Linked DNA regions of Homo sapiens: region 2 is linked to region 1. A link is a contact called in ENCODE Hi-C or POLR2A ChIA-PET data. All regions are on one chromosome and are shown on one strand. The core of a region is the stretch at or near the end of the contact, and the rest is flanking DNA. Distances in the headings are between cores, read along the strand shown.

Evidence for each region. A loop is a pair of places that touch in the nucleus more often than their neighbours do. ChIA-PET counts read pairs that join two places held with the same protein, here RNA polymerase II (POLR2A).
Region 2: a map of Jurkat shows a loop between it and region 1 (2.9-fold over the local background). The contact joins two enhancer-like sites. A Hi-C loop is called at or near these places in 1 of 168 maps with a recorded cell type or tissue (Jurkat). POLR2A ChIA-PET finds 5 or more read pairs at or near these places in 3 of 52 experiments (A673, HEK293 and activated CD8-positive, alpha-beta memory T cell).

The regions. Positions count from the first base shown.
Region 1 is chr22:29,743,392-29,746,773 of GRCh38, reverse strand. All of the region lies in intron 2 of ZMAT5 (zinc finger matrin-type 5), which reads left to right. Among named protein-coding and RNA genes, the nearest start is that of ZMAT5, 22 kb to the left of the region's middle. Within about 2 kb of position 1,718, at least 2 of the 41 ENCODE cell types and tissues checked have a DNase peak (open chromatin) inside an H3K27ac peak, as active enhancers do.
Region 2 is chr22:29,797,649-29,801,030 of GRCh38, reverse strand. It overlaps ASCC2 (activating signal cointegrator 1 complex subunit 2), which reads left to right. Exons shown (of 20, transcript NM_032204.5): 15 at 1-40. Among named protein-coding and RNA genes, the nearest start is that of UQCR10, 32 kb to the right of the region's middle. RefSeq lists enhancers at 1-449, 1,341-1,841, 1,842-2,342. Within about 2 kb of position 1,655, at least 31 of the 41 ENCODE cell types and tissues checked have a DNase peak (open chromatin) inside an H3K27ac peak, as active enhancers do.

The DNA.
Region 1 (3,382 bases), core at 469-2,968:
TTGGCAGAGGTCCCTGTGTCACTTATAGAAAAGATGAAGCAGCAGGTGACAGGAGTGCCCCAGGGCTCCTGTGTTCTCAGTGTCCTCACATCCCCAACACATTCAGTCCTTAGAACAGTTCTGTAAGAGGCTGGGCAGGCCAAGCCAGGCATTCCCAGTTACAGGTGGTGACTTCAAAATCCAGAGCAGGCAGGGCATGGTGGCTCACACCTGTAATCCCAGCACTTTGGGAGGCTGAGGTGGGAGGATCGCTTGAGTCCAGGAGTTCAAGACCAGCCTGGGCAACATAGTGAAACCCCATCTCTACTAAAAATAAAAAAATTTGGCCAGACTCCGTGGCTCATGCCTGTAATCCCAGCACTTTGGGAGGTTTGAGGTGGGTGGATCACCTGAGGTCAGGAGTTCAGGACCAGCCTGGTCAACCTGGTGAAACCCTGCCTCTACTAAAAATACAAACATTAGCTGGGCGTGGTGGTGGGTTCCTGTAATCCCAGCTACTTTGGAGGCTAACGCAGGAGAATTGCTTGAACCTGGGAGGTGGAGCTTGCAGTGAACTGAGATCACACCACTGTACTCCAGCCTGGGCAAGAGAGCAAGACTCCATCTCAAAAAAATAAAAACAAAAATAAAAAAATTAGCCAGGCATGGTGGCCCATTCCTGTGGTTCCAGCTGCTCAGGAGGCTGAGGTAGGAGGATCACTTGACCCCAAGAGGTGGAGGCTGCAGTGAGCCGAGATTGCACCACTGCACTCCAGCCTCGGCAACAGAGCGGGACCCTGTCTCAAAAAAAAATAAATAAATGAAATAAAATCCAGGGCAGTGGGTTCCCTCACCTTGGGTCCCCAGCTACCGAGGACCAAGCTGGCACATGACCTCTTTCCACTTCCTCAGGAGGCTGCCCCAGGGCTTCTGCTCACTCTGAGCAACCGCAGGGACTTGCGGATATACCGTGTGAATGAACTCGACTTCAGCTTTGCTCCCAGCTTCTTGGCCTGGGCCACGTCCCCTTAGCCCTCAGAGGGGCTGATGATCCATCCGCCATGGTCAGGTGCAGGGCACCAGTCCCCAGGTGTCACTCACTAACACTGTGGCCCTCATTTTGTCATGTATAAAACAGCTACAACAGTCCCCACCTTCCAGGGCTATGACAGGGGCTCAGTAACCTCATGATGACTGCATGGCACATAAGAGCTTACTAAGTAGGCATGGTGCCTGTGGGTCCTCAGAAGGATTCCCTCCAGCCTTCATCTCATGGGCTCATTCATTCAGCATGTCCGCGGCTCCCAGGCAGGCTCTAAAGATTCAAAGGTGGATAAAATAGGGCCCCTCTGCCTAGCGAGCTTGCGCCCAATTAGAATGGTGTGTTCTGGGCAAAGCCCCTGTCCTGCCCAGGCCTCCATGACCTGCCGGCCTCTCCCTTCCAGCTGCAGCCACCCTGGCCACTGCATCTGCTGGGCATAAGCTGTCCCCTCTGTAGACATGCCCTTCCTGCTGTCCTCCCTGCCCCAAGCCAGGCCCCCCCACCACCTCAGAACTCAAGTCAGGCAGCAAATCCTCAGGGACGTCCTCCCCGACCCCTAGAACGGGTCAGGTCGTTTGGCTACACGCTAGATGTTTACCCCGCTTACATCCATAGGGATTAGTGTGACTGTTGGACCAGAAGGAAGGACCAGCTCCGACTTGTTCTCCACTTAAATCCTCAGCCTGGCGTGGTGCCTGGCACACAGGACATGCTCAGTGAATGTTTGGCAGATGAATGTCTAAGTGATTGAGCAAAGAAACATGAGGCACCAGGGGCAGCTGTTCATCTGGGAGATGAAGCAAGAAGGACCAATAGGATCAGATCATGAGGGGCCTTGAATACCCACTGCAAGAGCATGGGCTTCCTCGTGCAGGGCCTGGGCCAGGGGTTCTCAACCCTGAGTACACTTCAGAGTCACCGAGGAGCTTTAAACAATTCTGATGCCCTCCCTTCCAATGAATTAAAAGAGAACCTGAGAGGGCTGGGGCCGGGTGTCCATGTACTTTAAAAACTGCCTGGTGATTCTGATGTGTGGCTGGGGTCAGGAACCACTAAGCGGACGTGGGCAGCCTGGAATTCTTCTCCCACCCCAAGCCACCTGGCACAGCCCCTTGTATAGGACCCAGGCTCAGTCCCGCCGCCTGCCTCAGTCATCCCAGCCTTGGGGGTCCAGGGCAATGTCCACATGCCCTCCCCTAGTACCCCCCCACCTCAGGGAAAGGCAGGCAGTGGTGTCTGTAGCACCAGCTGGGTACAATGAGTCTGACAAGCCCGGCGCTAACAGATAGACCCTCCCCACCCTGCTGGTCCCCCTGGCATGAGTTCTCTGACAACCAACTCCTTATCCCAGCAGACCACACCCCCCGCCCGCCCCCGCCTCCCACAAGCCACCAGTTGCCCTTGGCAAATCACTTCCCTTGTCTGAACCTCTGTTTTCCCCTCTGCAAAGTGGGGATGTTTGCGCTGTTCAGAGGGTTTGTGAGGAAAAAATGAAGAATTGCTACCATTTGCTGTGTACCCACCCAGTCTTGGCCGTATACCTGGAGAACATGGTGCTAAGGCCACTGCTGGCCCCAGAGGCAAACCTGGTCACTTTCCTAGTGATTCTCATGTACCACCAGAGTTGGGAGCCACGGGCCTCCTCTGCAAAGCACTCTCCATTCATTATCTGATGACATTTTCACAGCAGCCCTGCCAGGTGGGAACTATCCTCCCATTTGACATATGGGGAAACTGAGACTTGGAGTTTATGCAGCTTGCACGTGGTCATATGTTGTTAGGATTTGAGCTCAGGTTTCTTGGACTCTGGAGCCTGTGGTCTTTCCTTGGCCTCTAGAAAAGGTGGTGGGTGAATGTCCAGCCCAGGCCTTGCCTCTCCCCTCCCCTGGGGTGGATATAAGGGTTCCTGAGTCAGGATACCATCCTCAGGTACCCTACTTCCTTACAGATTTTGACTGATTAATAGCTTGCCTATCAAGAAGCAAATTTAAAACCATACCTATATGATGAAAGTAAAGATAGGCTGGGCACAGTGGCTCACGCCTGTAATCCCAGCACTTTGGGAGGCCAAGTGGGGAGGATCGCTTGAGCCCAGGAGTTCGAGACCAGCCTGGGTAACATGGCGAAACCCCATCTCTACAAAAAAATTAAAAAATTAGCCGGGCATGGTGGCGGACGCCTGTAGTCCCAGCTACTCGGGAGGCTGAGGGGGAAGGATCACCTGAGTGCAGAAGGTGGAGGCTGCAGGGAGCTGAGATCATGCCGCTGCACTCCAGCCTGGGTGACAGAGTGAGAACTTGTCTCAAAGAAAGAAAAGAAAAATAGGAAAAATCAGAGGAAACTAGGGTTAAGATTAGGATC
Region 2 (3,382 bases), core at 406-2,905, 54 kb before region 1:
GGGACTCAGTAGACCTGAGCCGGGTGCACAAGGGCAAGAGGTGAGTGCAGTGGGCCATGGGGTTCCGATACCCCAACTCTGGAAGTGCAGAGAGGACACAGGGAAACCAAGGGCTCCATCTTCGCAGAATTGGCCATGGAGTATCAGCACAGGGATCCCTTCACAACCCTAGACCTGTGCACCCCCAGTGGTTAGGAGCAGGTTCTCTACTGATCAGGCTTCAGGTTCTGACTCTGTGCAGGGAGGCTGTTAGTGAATCCCCCCTGTTGATAGCAAAAGGCCAGAAGGGCCAAAACTATCCCCCTCTTCCCTTCTTCTTACATCTTTTAATGTGTTAACCATCAAATCACTGGTGGACAGTGCTTCCCAGAAACCACTCTTTGACCTGATTTTCCCCAGGCTGTGAGAAAATTAAGGACTTTGAATGAGCTTTTCAGAAGGTGAACATATTCCACTTTAAGGCCTTTCTATTTATTTTTAGTTTATGTCCTTCCTACTTTTTTGGCATTGAAAATTCCGTTCATGATTTATCCATTTATTCAACAAATATTTGTCTAATACTTACAGCATTCTAGGCTCTGGATTAATTAGGTTCTGGGGATATAGTGGGGAGTGAAACAGACACGGCCCCTGCCCACGTGGAGTTTGCATTAATCAACTCATCAAACAAGCAACATCAAATTGCAGGTATAACAAATACTACAAGCTGGAGGTGCACAGAATTCTGAGCCTTTGGTAGGGCTTCACCCCAGTCAAGAAGGCTCCTCTGAGAACATGACATGGGACCGAGAGCTAAAGGGTGAGGAGGGGTCACTTCTGCAAAGGAGGGAAGGAGAAGCTTCCCAAGCAGAGCAACAGGGACAGTGGTCCCGAGGCCATAGTGAGCACAGCAAAGGGTCCCATGAACCGACAAAGCCAGCATATTTTATGTTTTGAAAAGATCAGGGCTGGGTGCAGCGGCTCATGCCTAGTCCCAGCACTTTGGGAGGCCAAGGCAGGTGGATCACTTGAGTCCAGGAGTTCGAGACCAGCCTGGGCAACATAGCGAAACCCCATATATACAAAAAATACAAAAATTAGCCGGGTGTGCTGGCACACGCCTATAGTTCCAGCTACTCTGGAGGCTGAGGCAGTAAGATCACTTAAGCCCAGGAGGTCAAGGCTGCAATGAGCTGTGATCGTGCCACTGTACTCCAGCCTGGGTGACACAGTAAGAACCTGTCTCAAGAAAAAAAAATAAGAGAGTTCACCCAGCGTTGGAATGATGACCCATCAGAGGGACAGAGAGTTGGATGTCATGGTAAAGAGTACAACATCCAAGTAGAGAACAGCAAAATAAGATGTATTCTAGTCCCCCAAAGTTCTGCATGGAATCTAGAAATCAGGGGACTTCTTTACAAGTACAGGCTGCTCTTTCACCATCACGTGAATGGGGACCGTGAGGTTCAGAGAGGGAGGAGACCAGCCAGCCTTGTTCCTGTGGTAGGAGCCCCAGTGGCGGAAATGCCAGCTGCTTCTTCAGTTAGGGCCCTGTGCTGTTACCCCTCCCTAGGGCTGTCCACTGCTAAAAGCTTGGCTGGCTGAGGGCTTGGGGAACTGGCGCAGGGCAACTACAAAGCCGTCTGGCTGGCTGGACAGGAAGCACTTGCAAACTGCTTAGTCATACACATTGCAACACCCCCAGATCCCAGGCCAAAGATGTTATCCTGGATCAGTGGCCGCTATTCCAGGCCAGCATGGCCCTCTGTAGCTCCAGCGGTGGGCAAGGGGCAGACAAGGGGTCCTCCAGGCTGGCGAGAAGCCTGGCCCCCTGCTCCAATCCAGGAAGCCTGATTGGTAAGTTCCCCACAGAGATTAGCCATCTCTGGATATGGCCTTTCACCTTGATCTGTGGTTTTGTCCAGGGCCCATGGTATTGTAAAGTCTCATCTCACCCCACCTAGGTCATAAGTCACCTACGAGCATTTGCCAAGGGGCTGGTCCCAGCTGTCAGGGTCAGCAGAGTGGCTGGCATTGAGGTGGCCAGGTTTCTGGAACACTGTGCCCTTGTTCCTGGGGCCCTCTGGGCTGGCACGCAGAGAGACTCACTGTGCTGGGTAGCCCAGGGGCTGCAGATTGCAAAGAGGCAAAGCCTCCATTCATGTGTTCATTATTTATTCATTCAGCAAATATTTATTAAGAGATTTAGTAGCACCAGATCCTATGCTAGACACCAGGGAAACAGGGTGAGCTGGATACCCGGCCTTGCCCTCAAATGATCATAAGAAAGACCATTAAACAAGTAAGGACAGAGTGGGAGGTGCTGGGGTGGGGTACACAGGAACTTCGGCAGGGACACATGTCCTAATCCCATGAGAAATTAGGTAGGACGCTGCAGATGGTAGTGGAGTTAAAATGTGTTCGTTGTTGAATCAGATAGGCTGTACTCAGTGCTTAAGTAGTAAGGAAATCTGTTCCCTTGCATGACAAGGCGGTGTAAGGTAGGGCCGTCTAGGCTTGGTTGACCTATCATCCAGAATGTATCTTTCCAGTCTCTTGGGGCCTCACTTCGTGGTCAGGCTACTTCCTTTGAGGCTGCAGAGGGGCTGCAGCTGTTTCTACTATGGCTTCCAGACATGACAGTGCCAGGAGATAGTCCAGACCAGGTCTTCCTGTGTCTCTCCTAGAGCCTAGGATACCTTTCCCAGAAGTCTCCAATACCCCTCATATCTCATCAGGAAAACCAACTCACAGGGTGCAGGCCTGGAGCTCCAGGGTGAAACGGAAAGGTAGAAAGACCTAAAGAAAATGTAGGGTCTGTTTGGAGAATGGGTGAGGTGCAGCATGGCTGTTGTGGAGACATCAATACATGTGCTACAGGTATATCATAGCCAGTGAAGGAGTCAGTGGGCAAGAGGCAGGGTCCCCTAATCCCTTTGGACCATTCCATGGTGCCCTGGAAGACAACATGTGTTCTAAAAATATCTGTGCCGGCTGGGCGTGGTGGCTGTAATCCCTGCACTTTGGGAGGCCAAGGTGGGTGGATCACCTGAGGTCAGGAGTTCAAAACCAACCTGGCCAACATGGTGAAACCCCATCTCTACTAAAAATACAAAAAACTAGCTGGGCATGGTGGCAGGCATCTGTAATCTCAGTTACTCGGGAGGCTGAGGCAGGAGAATCATTTGAACCTGGGAGGTGGAGGTTGCAGTGAGCCAGGATCACACCATTGCACGCCATCCTGGGCAACAAGAGTGAAACCCTGTCTCAAAAAATAATAATAATTAAAATTTTATTTTAAGTGTCTGTGCCCTTGGTCTGCCTTTTGGGGAGTCGCAGAGCACATTAAGGCTCTGAAAAGTCCTGTAGTAAAAGAAACAGGATTCACTTTGTTGAGCCCAGA